Regions from separate parts of the Homo sapiens genome. Here region 1 is linked to region 2. Evidence: read pairs that join two places in POLR2A ChIA-PET (ENCODE). Cell type or tissue: Panc1. All regions are shown on one strand. Links, peaks and the distances in the headings refer to the core of each region. The heading gives the core; the rest is flanking DNA.

Region 1 (6,396 bases), core at 1,281-3,780, 700 kb before region 2:
ACCTTCATAAGCAGAATCAGAGAAAAACTTTTGGACATTGTACTGCTTTTAGGAGTTCACAGCTTTCCAAATTTGATAAACTAAAAATCCAAGCTCTACCTGGTAGGCAGCTTGTGGTTGTGGTCAGAGAAAGCTTTAATCATAAGTAGGGTAATTGGTAGAACTCCTTTCCTCCTAATGTTCTCTTAAACTGCCTGAAGTTTTTCAATTTACTTTTTCATAGTACCCCAAATTCTACTAGAGATAAGTTTGTGGGAAGAGTGCCAAATAGAAGGTACAGTATAAGTAGAAGGCAAGGAGGTAGCATATGTATCTGGAAAACAGTAAATAAATCAGTGTATGTAACTGAAAAATATACCGTCAGCCACACTGCTCTCCAAAACTGTATTTCCAGCGTTCTCCTGGACCTTCTGGGCACTTCTAATTGCTTATTATTATTATTTTCAGAAAGTGTCTCACTCTGATGCAGTGGCGCGATCTCCGCTCACCACAACCTTCACCTCCCCAGGCTCAGGCAATTCTCCTACCTCAGTTTCCGAGTAGCTGGGATTACAGGTGTGCACCACTACCGCCCGGCTAAATCTTTTTTTGTATTTTTAGTAAAGACGAGGTTTCACCGTGTTGGCCAGGCTGGTCTGCTTATTCTTTTTTAAAAATATTTTTTGTAGAGACGGGGTGTCAATATGTTACCCAGGCTGGTCTTGAACTCCTCGCCTCAAGCAATCCTGCCCTGGCCTCCCAAAGTGCTGGAAGCCACCACAACCAGCCAGACAGCTCATTTTTCAAAACCAACTAATCTTGGTGTGCTTCCTTGACCACCCCCCACCACCACCCCGCCCACTCCCAATCCCCTGAAAGAAAAACAGTAAAATGTTTGTTCTTCATCAGTATTATAATTGCCTCCCTTCCCAGTTATTAGGTAAATCCTTTCTGACTTGAAGTATGTATTGAATCTGACTTTTATCCATTTCCACGACTTTGGGTCCTCATCCTTGGAGCCATGTCTCTTCCCGTAATGATCCTAATACTAATTTAGTTTGAGGGGATTTTTTTCTAGCTTATTTCCTCCTTCCCCAGTTTTTCAATTTTACCTAGTCTATTGTTAAACCCATCAGTTTGCTTGTTTGTTGACATTGGGGCTATGTCTTGGTCTGGTTCTGCCATTTTATCTCTTGGTAATGGGGTGATTTTTTTTCCTTGCATTTTTGTGTATCATACAAGTTTTGACTAAATGCTAAACTAAAAACAGAACAGATTAGAGACTGAGATAAACAATATTTATGCATTGATATGGGCATATTCTTCTGTCGGGGCATTAGTATGGTGGGTTGACTTTGTTTTGTCTGTAGTCGAGATGGATATGACCTTTATTATTGCTTTATTTACCTTCAGAGTATTCCAGTAGTGGACTGCCGCTGCCTAGTGCTTAGTATGAGGCCAAGAATGTTGGAGCAGTGTCCCGCCCTCCCCCCTCCAGCCCCAAGATGGAGTCTTGCTCTGTTGCCCAGGCTGGGGTGCAGTGGTGCCATCTCGGCTCACTGCAACCTCCGCCTCCTGGATTCAAGCGATTCTCCTTCCTCAGCCTCCCAGGGAGCTAGGATTACAGGAACGCAACACCATGCCCCGCTAATTTTTGTATTCTTAGTAGAGATGGGGTTTCACCATGTTGGCCAGCCTGGTCTTGAACTCATGACCTCGTGATCCTCCTGCCTTGGCCTCCCAAAGTGCTGGGATTACAGGCATGAGCCACTGCACCCAGCCATGGAGGATTTCTGAAGAGTCTAGGCCAATTATCTTACATAATGTCTTCCATTTTGGGTGTCTCATCCTCATGGTGGTATTTATATTATGGCTATTGTATATTTGTTAAAAAGTGCTCTTTTTGCAGTTTCCTGTTCCTTGCCTGTATTTTTCAAGCTTCTCTTTATTCAAACACACTAAGCATAGTTTTATAATCTGCCTGAAATGCTTGATTTGATGTTTTTGCTACCCTATTTTTTTTCTCTCATCTTGTGTCTCAAAGACCTTGTTTGTAGTATCTTATTTTGCTGTATACTTAGTTATCCCTTGTTCGTTATACTTGAAAAAATACTTGTAGAAATAATTTGAAAGTTAGCATGAAGGTATATTCCTCTAGCAAGATTTATGTTGGCTTCTGCCATGTTCCTGGTAGATTACTAAATTGGGACCACCTTAAACCAAATTCAGGATTTGAACTTCCATTTACCAAGCAGGCAACATTAACCTGGGCTGCAAATCTGCACAAGAGCTGGTTTACTTCTATTAATAGCTTAACTCTTTCCGCAACCGCTCAAGACAGAGTCTTGCTCTATTGCTCAGGCTGGGGTACAGTGGCATGATCTCGGCTCTCTGCAACCTCTGCCTCCCGGATTCAAGCAATTCTCCTGCCTTAGTCTCCGGATTAGCTGAGATTACAGGCGCGAGCCACCACACACGGCTATTTTTTTTTTTTTTTCTGTATTTTTAGTAGAGGCGGTTTCGCCATGTTGGCCAGGCTGGTCTTGAACTCCTGACTTTGTGATTCACCCTCCTCGGCTTTCCAAGGTGCTGGTATTACAGGCATGAGCCACCACACTGGGCCTAATACCTTAACTCTTAATCTGAGGTTGTGGTCTTTTGGAGTCCACCTTATTGTGAGGAGGTGGCCTGTTAAGATTCCTTACCTTGTTTATGTCCTGGATATCTTCAGAGTTTCTTAGGATGCCCAGAGGAATGGAGTCACTCATTTAAAAAAGCAGTTCATTTTTTTCATAGCTAAAGCAAGCCCACAGGTTTGTGAGATATAGACAGACTACATAAATTGTTGAATTGGTATGAATACAGGTTTTTTACTCTTGTTGCTGTGTCAGCCACTATTAAAATGCCTTAAGGTGAAGACATACTTAACAGAGTAAAAGTATGTCTTATTAGGTAAACTAGCAGCTGCATTATCAGCTTCAGAGAATCTTCATCCAGAAACTTCATCTCAGAAGTCAAAAAGTTCAATAAGTGAAAAATCTCAAATACCAATCGTACGATTTTTGTCTGTGTGTGTGTGGCTTTGTAGCTAATTAGATTCCTTACACACTCAATACCAGTTCTGGAGAATAGAAAGTGTAGCCTCTTGTCAGTGCCTCCCCTTCCTCAGTCATAGACTTGTTGATGAGGAACATGAGGATAAAATTCTAGTGGATCTATCATGACTGGGACTTCAGTGAGGCATACTTCACTGCCCTATCTGACTCCACTTATAAAACACAAATTCAAAGATAGAATTTCAGGATGTCAGTTGCAAAACTTTTAATGAAGCTTGGAGCCCACACCTACAAAATCAGCCCTGGTGATAAGTTTCTTATCACCAAACAGGAAGATAGCCTAACTGTCCAGCTCTGAAATGAAATCTGAATTTTAAAAAGCATGACATAGTGACAGAAGGAAAAGACCATTTCATTGACCATTGAGGAAAGATTGTACATGTGAACTTTTTTTGCGCTATTTGTTTTTAAGTCTTGGTTTAAAACATTAAGCTTCAAATGCCTCTTTCCAGTAGTCTGCTCTTGCTTATACCTTTTTCTTTTTTCTTTTTTTGTTTTTGAGACAGTCTTTCTCTGTTGCCCAGGCTGGTGTGCAGTGGCCCAGTGTTAGCTCACTGCAACCTCCACCTCCCGGGCTTCAAGTGATTCTTGTGCCTCAGCCTCCTGAGTAGCTGGGATCACAGGCGCGTGCCACCACACCTGGCTAATTTTTGTATTTATAGTAGAGAGAGGGTTTCACTGTGTTGGCCAGGCTGGTCTCGAACTCCTGGCCTCAAGTGATCCACCTCGGCCTCCCAAAGTGCAGAGATTACAGCTGTAAGCCACCATGCCCAGCCTATACCTTTTCCTTTGTAGCACTTAGAACTATTGAAGTTATGTGATTATTTGTGTAGTTTGTTCCATATTAGACTACAATTTCTTTACAGGCACCATCTCAGAACGTTTAGTGTTGTCCCCCTACCTCATTCGCTTGTTAAGTATTAATTACTGTGCTTAGTGCATGAGTATCCAAAAAACTTGGTTAAATGAATGAATGGACTTGAAAAGATGTCTCTTAGAACCTTCTAAGTGATTCGATAGAAGTTTTTCAAGGACTGCACATTTTTGTTTTTCACTATATTTTGTGCTTTTGACCTACAACTTACGCAACCAAATTACATAAGTTTTCATGTAACACCTACATTGTCAAAATTCAATCAATTTATGTAGAGGAGTTGCCAAAAATAGTTCCATACAATATCAAATTATCTCTCTCAAAGGACTCTGCCTCTTTGCCTTCTCCCAAGGAGGTTTGTTTTAAGCAGATTTCCTACTAGGTTAGTTTAGTTCTGCAAGTAAGAACTGGGTGTAAATGTAGTCAGAGTAAACTATAAGAGGTATTATTAGGAAACATTATTGTTGTTATAGAACTTAATATTGACGTATGTCTTTTAAAAAGCATTTTGTTTCCCAAAAATCCTCTGATTGCAAATACAGTCCCTTTAGTGTCTTCATAGCTGCCTTGATAAAATACCACATCTGCTACTTGTTAAATTGTTCATGGGCTTTTGCATTGTCACTGTTTAACCATTAATATTCTTTTCTCTAATGAATGCCTTTAAAAAATTTCCAGTTCAGAATTTACCTCTTTTTAATGAAATATTTTGTATGGACTTACCAAATACGTATATAGTTTGTAAAAAGCCGATGGTAGAAAAGATTTCTAAGTTAGGTGACCATATGCTTTATCATCCAAATGAGGCCACTTTTAAGAGACAGCGTAGGTACTATTAATAATTATTCTGGGATAATAAGCATAAATTAGAATTTTTCAGCACATAAACTGGGACTGTTCTGGGCAAGTGGGGAAATATGGTCATCCTGCTTCTAAGGAAAAGAGCAGTCCTTTTCCTTACCCTTTACCCCATCTCTAGTCCCACTTTGCAAAGGCAGTGCCCCTCTGCTATTTAGCTATTTCTTTTAGGACTTACATACTTTCATTTTTCTAAACAGTGTGCTTATACTGTTATTTCATGGTTTTTCATTGTTTCCTACCATTCTTATTTCCACTGCCCACTTCCATCTCACAATATGTAGCAAATTGATTCAGTAGTCTATATTTACATTATTAAGACTATGTAAATATTAAAGAGCTCACCTAATAACAATCATGCCTTTCATGAACAGCTAAGTTTTTCCAAGTTAAAAAATTAATTTTTAAAATTGCCTTTTCTTCTATATACACAGTTTTTTCAAGTTGTACCACCATCTCTACCACATGCCAATGAGATGTAGTTTCCATGTGATGCTTTTTCTTTTCTTACAACTTCTGCTACCTGAGGTCCTGCTCCAGTCCGAATTGTTTGCTTGCCATGCTTTCTGCATAGCATCCCCCTTAAGTTCCCCTTTATCGCTGCTTCCTGGGTTTCATATCTTGTTATTTCCTGCCTCACACTCCCATTTTTCTAGGACACGCTGTTCATTTAGCTTCCTCTGGTAGTGTTTTTGGTCGTTGTGTTTTGTTGAGACCTTGCATGTCTGAAAACATGTTCTGTTCTCCACTTCAAATGTACTTGCTAGATTGGAATTCAAGGCTAAACATTTTTCTCAGTATTATAAGCATTATTTCATTGTCTTAAGACTTTATTGTTGCTGTTAAGCTGTTCTGATTACGTTCTCTTTGTATGTGACCCATTTTTTCCACTCTAGTAACTTATAGGATCTTCCCATTACTTCTGGTTTTCTGCAGTTTCAAGATGGTATATTGTGCTTAGTGTTGGTCTTTTTTCTTTGATGCTCTTATGTAGTCTTGAGCCCTTTCAATTTGGAGAGTTCTGTCCTTCGTTTCTAGAAAAGTTTATTTGGTAATTTTCTCTATATTTTTCTGTAACCACAGTCAAATTATAACTCTCTAGATAATTATTTTCATGTTACATTTGCTATTTCTTTTGGTTCTGCTTTCCAGGAGGTTTCTGCAACTTACTCCCAGTCCTTATGTTGAATTTATTTCAGTATATCTCATTTTAACAAGTATATGGCATTTTGAATTTCCATAAGCTCTTTATAATGCTGTCTTTGTATTCTCACACATCCTGTTCTTATTTTATGAATGAATTTTTTTTATACTTTAAGTTCTAGGGTACACGTGCACAACATGCAGATTTGTTACATATGTATACATGTGCCATGTTGGTGTGCTGCACCCATTAACTCGTCATTTGCAATAGATATTTCTCTTAATGCCATCCTTCCCCCTCCCCCTACCCTAAAACAGGCCCCAGTGTGTGATGTTCCCTGCCCTGTGTCCAAGTGTTCTCACTGTTCAGTTCCCACCCATGAGTGAGAACATGCCATGTTTGGTTTTCTGTCCTTGGCGATAGTT
Region 2 (6,396 bases), core at 1,629-4,128:
TAGACTCTTTTAAACTGGAGAAAGTGCCAGAAGGAAGAAGTAGATAACTTCTGAAGACATTTACATTTTTGGGGGCTATTTACATTTTTCACATGTAAGACATAATGAATTTATAAAAATGTTACAATTTATAAAATGCTTTATTATGCATTATCTCATTAAAGTCTAGGGGAAGGAGGCAGGACAGGTATTCTTACCACCTGCCCCTGCCCCGCCACCAGTGCCGACCTTTTTTTGAACAGGTAGATACCCTCAGGTCGATCAGGCAACTTGCCCTCTGACATGAAGCCCTAGAAATATAGAATTTCAGAGGTGGAAAGAATTATTAAGGGCCGGTCCTTGTAATTGCTATACAATAATCATTATCAATAAATCTTTCAGTAATTGAATGAATGCTACTGTCTCTCCTTGGACACCTAGACCAATAATAAATTCATTCCATCTATTCATATTTAGCCATATCTACTAGAAAACTTTGTTAAACAGCCTTGAAATCTGAAACCATCCATCATAGTTCTACCGCAGGACTAGAATCGGTGGCTTCTATAGATTGTATAGTGCTTTTTCTCTGTATTCTGTACTGGTCAACTTATAAAAGTGAGAGCTAAGTCATCTTTTCTTGCGCTTTAAGAATCTTATAAGATTGCTTAAGCAGTCTGTAAATCTCTAACAATTTAACTTAACCTAATGTCCTGCACATAGTTATGTTTTGTTGCAGGCATGAATGGATGAGGTAAAAGTTTTCTTGCGCGTGCACACACACACACGCATGCACACACACACAGAAAGGACAGAAATAATTTTCACCTTCTTTTCAAAACCATGAATATCTGGGTTAAAAAGAGTTATATATATGTAAAAAATGTAGTGATGCAGTAATCAAATAAGAAAGAACATGCTTTATAAACTACATAGTGAATTTGCATCCTAATCTTTAGATTACTTAAGATCATAAAGAGAGACTGTAAATAAGTGTTGCATTTTGCAACTGTATGTGACTTACTTATTCAGTAAATGAGATTCTATGACCAAATAGTTTCTCTTGACTTCAACCATTAATTGTCAGAATAAATCTTCTCACTTTATTTTTTGGGTAAAAGAGAAGTATCACACTCATCTCTCTGTATCAGTGTCCTATAAATATTCAGACATAAACTGTATGTCATGCAATCTAAGATACCACTGATTGTGAGCTGCCTGAAAATTACAGAGATGTTAATTGACATTTGAAAAAAGTGGACTACAGTAATTAAAAGACACCATAACTTACAACCTGCATTTCAACTGCAGAGATGTTGAAATGTAAAAAAGGTGAGTCTTAGAATCTATAAAGCATGGCATACAAGTACATGAATACACAGCATGCAAATGCATATCCATGTCCTTTCTATTCATAACCTTGGCTTTAGAAAAATATTTGTCAAACACTCATTTTTAATCTTCCTAAGAACACAGAGCTACTAAGTTTTTACAAGTAAATGACTCATATGCTCAGTTTTTCCAAGGAGATCTGACAGTGTGTCTTACAAGTAGTGGGCACAGTCTGCACGCATCAGAATGAGAAACTTCACCCTAATCTCACAAAGACATCCATCACAAAGGAACAAGCTGAGCTGTCTGCTTCCCTCCTCAGCTCTCTCTCCACAATCACGTCATTCTACTTCAAGTGTTTTTCAGTGCATTTATATAATAAGAAAGATGAAAGGGAGATGAACCTAAATCTATAGATATTTATCAGACTTTGCCACTGTACACTTCTTGCTGTTACTGCTTTAAACTGTCAGTTGCAAACATACCTTGAGAACATGAATACTGGACTGTTACTTCTTTGGCAAGTTTTAGTCAAATGCATGCATATACACAGACACGCATACACTCCAAAGATCAGTCATCAGTACTGTTCCGGCACACGGCATCAATTCCAACTGATGAGCCTCACAAATTTCCACCCTTTTACGGTACCTGGAGTGCCAGTTCTTAGTCTTTCTGGGTCTTCAGATTGGAAAAGTAATTTTTACATAGATCAGGTAAATCAGATAAAAAGACATATATCTGAAATGATTATCACAGTCCTTAAAATTTATATGAAATTACAAAGTGAATCAAAAGCAATAACAACAGTTAAGATGACCCAGTTACAGGAAAAGATGTAAATGATTCACATTTGGAACAACGACTATTAGTATCTGATACTTCATATTTGTTCAGGAACTGACTAGTTCCTTGCATTTCCTCTTCTTCCATATGCAGCATTCCTTTTAGTCATTTAACTGCTGGTGTGATGATAAAACCAACATGAAAAACTGAAACAAACCAGCCAATTTATTTATTGACTGCAGGTTGATTAACCTGAGGCTTGGGGATTATCCATTAATTTCATTTATCTGTAATGTTCCCCTTGTTATAAAAGAAAATTATAATTGATCTCACCTTGAAAGTCATCTAATAAGAATTATTAACATACCAAACTACTGATATAGCCAAGCCTCTAACACAGGGCTTGGCACATATTAAGTGTTTGAATATTGGTTCATGAATGTTGGAATGAATGAATAAGCAATATATTAAAAATGTATGCAAGTCCTATTCAAACAGATGTTATTATTCTATAAAGTTAAAACAAGCTTATGACTTTCAAATACTTAAGAAATACTTAAGAAGGTTTGTAAATGAGTCACTGTTATCTTGGGTGAGATAATTAATCACGGTTAATTCAGTGATAAATTTTACATTCTAATTTACCAGCCAAACTTCCTCAATATTAAAGAATATCATGCTAAATTCTGTAATTTGTAATTTCTTGATTGATTTAAAATATATTCTATTTTAGGGGGACTCTTTTAAGAAGTCTTAGAATTCACTTAAGCTATTTGCTATGAACATTATTAAATATATCAGGCTAAAAAATATTGCAAATCACTATAGGAACTGTTTTCCTCCCTTTCTATGCCTGTTTGGCCCTTTATTTTAAAAATGAATCATAATTTAAGCTTTTAGTGACTGACAGATTTTTTAAAGTAGGTGTATAAACTCTTTAAAAAAATTTTGTTTTAGTCCCATGTCTACTCCTAGGTGTATAAACTCTTGTAGTTCAAAATCATATCATTCGTTTCATTCTATCATTTAACATTTAAAAGGTTATATCAGTAAATAAGAATGGACAAAGTGCTGATAATTGCTGAAGTTTTTCTTTCCACCTTATTGTATGTTTGAAAATGTCCGCAATTCAAGTATTTTTAGTGGATGTCAGTGTATTAAAAGACTTGTGAGGTTGATTCAGAGGATCCCAGACAACAAAAGTAAACTGATTCTTGGTGCTACAGCACCTAGGAAGTGACTACATAGCCGGTTATAAGTTTTCTTTTAAATAACTACTTTATCTGCCCATTTACCTTTTCCTCATGAATCTCTCCTAAAAAAGAAAATGGGAAAAAAACCAAACATTTAAAAAGTTATGAGACTACAGTCTGGATAGTACAAAGGTTACAGTAAACCCATTGAGAAATGCTGCAAATCTGAGTGATGAAACAAATAGGAGGCTGCTAATTTCTACATTTGACAGTGAAAATACACGATTTTTAAATTAGCAGCTTATCTGTGATTCATACTGACTCTCTTCTCTTTCTCCATATCTTTTATGGAGTTTTCTCGAGCTTGAACTGCTGGAACTCTTCTGTTTTTCCCTCTGACTGGTCCTTATTTACTCCAAATTGTTGTATACCCTGCTTCCAAAATAATTTTTTTCTGGCCTCTTTGGCTGTATCACTCTACTTCCTAAAACTCCCACATCAAATGCAAATTTCTGAACAGCACTTGTAAAGCTCTCCACTTTCTAACTCCCTTGTCCCTTTACCTCTATTTCCAGCTACTATTTGTGTCTTGGCTGCCCATGAACTCACTCTTCTCTAGCTCTGAGCTTTGCCAGGAAACAGCCTCTGTTTTTCCATCAGCCAAACCACACTCATCCCTCCGTTTACTCTGTTGAAATCATGCCTCATGGTCTACCCACTCTGAGTTTTTCCTACTCTCATCTATTTTCCAAGACCTCTTGCTACATTTTCTAAGGATGGTATTAATGCCTAAATTAGGCCAGCTCAGTGTCTTTACATTATAAACTCCTCTATTGAAGATACAATGATGGCCAAGATTTAGCACATACTCCCCATACGTACTCTATTGAAATGCAGCCTGCGACAGTCAGCAAGTACCCATTGACCTGGCTTCACTGTCAGTCAGTAGTTCTCGGCCTCCTTTCCAGTCCAGCTCACCTGAGGATTATGATATATTCCCCTCAGTCACTGTGGCTCACTTCTACATGATCCTGAGCCAGAAATTATGAGGACACATGCTCCCAACTTTACTGAAAATTTTTGTTACAAAGAATGAACCAGAACATGGTTACAGGAACCCAGAAAAGATAAGCATTAACCTCAGTACCCCCTACAACTTTCTCTGCTATAAAACAAGTTTTGCTGTCAGATACATAAAAATTATAGCCTCTTGAGGTAAGAAGGTTTGGAAATGATTCACTGTTATCTTGGGTGAGCATTTATTTATTAAAACCCAAGATGGTACCACGATGTATTTTAGAATGACTAAAGCAACCAAGAATTACTTTCCCCGGATGGCACAACTTCTGTTGAAACTCCAATGGTTGACCGTTCTGTCTTCCCCACACCAAGAGGCACCGTCTCTTCCTTTTCCTCTTCAAGGTACAGCAGGACAGCTCTTGAGATCCACTCTAACTTATTCTTTTTTCTTTTTTTTTTTATTATTATACTTTAAGTTCTAGGGTACATGTGTACAACGTGCAGGTTTGTTACATATATATACCTGTGCCCTGCTAGTGTGCGGCACCCATTAACTCCTCATTTAACATTAGGTAGATCTCCTAATGCTATTCCCTCCCCCCTTCCCCCACCCCACGACAGGCCCCGGTGTGTGATGTTCCCCTTCCTGTATCCAAGTGTTCTCATTGTTCAATTCCCACCTATGAGTGAGAACATGCGGTGTTTGGTTTTTTGTCCTTGAGATAGTTTGTTGAGAATGATGGTTTCCAGCTTCATCCAAGTCCCTACAAAGGACATGAACTCATCCTTTTTTATGGCTGCATAGTATTCCATGGTATATATGTGCCACATTTTCTCAATCCAGTCTATCATTGATGGACATTTGGGTTGGTTCCAAGTCTTTGCTATTGTGAATAGTGTCACAATAAACATATGTGTGCATGTGTCTTTATAGCAGCATGATTTATAATCCTTTGGGTATATACCCAGTAATGGGATGGCTGGGTCAAATGGTATTTCTGGTTCTGGATCCTTGAGGAATCGCCACACTGTCTTCCACAATGGTTGAACTAGTTTACAGTCCCACCAACAGTGTAAAAATGTTTCTATTTCTCCACATCCTCTCCAGCACCTGTGGTTTCCTGACTTTTTAATGAGCACCATTCTAACTGGTGTGAGATGGTATCTCATTGTGGTTTTGATTTGCATTTCTCTGATGGCCAGGGATGATGAGCATTTTTTCATGTGTCTGTTGGCTGCATAAATGTCTTCACTCTAACTCATTCTATATGCTGCCATTTATAGTAATGAGTAGCGGGCAAGGAATGGGCTTTCAAGAAGAACTACTGTGTCAAAAAGACAGTTCTACTGGCTGTTAGCTACTTTCACCTAAATCTACTGTTCAGCTGTAAAAAGCAAAAAGACAACAATATCATCCTCACAGAGTTTTTGTAGGAAACAAAGCAGACATTTCAGTTTGTTAAATGACAAAGATATTTATCATCATTTATTTACCTTCTTCTAATGCCCACCTTTTTCAGATAAATATAGCATATAGCTAAGCACTCTTCCTGGGTGATATCATTTCATCTAAACCTAAGCCTTGAGTTTAGGGGGTCGTGAGTAAGCCTGACAGTTCCACTTCAAGAAAACCTACACATCCACTTTCTTTCATTGACTGACATCATTGTGTATCATCAAGTTCTGTAATTCCAATTCTTCCATCTATTCTGTACTCTTGTTCACAAAAATTATAGCATTAGACATTTTAATTGTGCCAGACATTGTTTTAAGTATTTTACAGGCATTATTTCATCAATCCCCACACCACACTATTATTCTCATTTTCAGACCTGGAAATGTAAGTTTCTCCCTCATTCTCTTTATTCTCCCATCCTCTAGTCTATGAGGTCACCATCACCACCACTAGCACCACCAGCACCCACCCCTCACAGCTCCCCCCGCCCCACCACATTTAATTTACTTAACAAACCTAAATTCCCCAGTCAGCTAATTCAAGTTTGTTATTTCTAGTGCCTGGTATTCATAGCCCTTTCATCCTATCTTTAAAATAAGCATTTTTTTCACCAGATTTTTCTATTCCTCT

The links. Peaks named below come from ENCODE experiments on the same cell type or tissue, not always from the same donor. Only the 100,000 strongest peaks of a DNase experiment are listed, where the experiment ranks them.
Region 1: POLR2A ChIA-PET joins it to region 2 with 14 read pairs; 2 of 35 experiments call an interaction of 5 or more read pairs at or near these places.

The regions. Positions count from the first base shown.
Region 1 is chr2:159,718,563-159,724,958 of GRCh38, forward strand. The region is part of intron 3 of MARCHF7 (membrane associated ring-CH-type finger 7); the gene reads left to right. Among named protein-coding and RNA genes, the nearest start is that of MARCHF7, 9.3 kb to the left of the region's middle. In Panc1, for the core only: no CTCF peak of the experiment used is centred there; no DNase peak of the experiment used is centred there.
Region 2 is chr2:160,416,386-160,422,781 of GRCh38, forward strand. All of the region lies in intron 1 of RBMS1 (RNA binding motif single stranded interacting protein 1), which reads right to left. Among named protein-coding and RNA genes, the nearest start is that of MIR4785, 12 kb to the left of the region's middle. RefSeq lists an enhancer at 1,285-1,819. In Panc1, for the core only: no CTCF peak of the experiment used is centred there; no DNase peak of the experiment used is centred there; H3K27ac peaks cover 413 bases.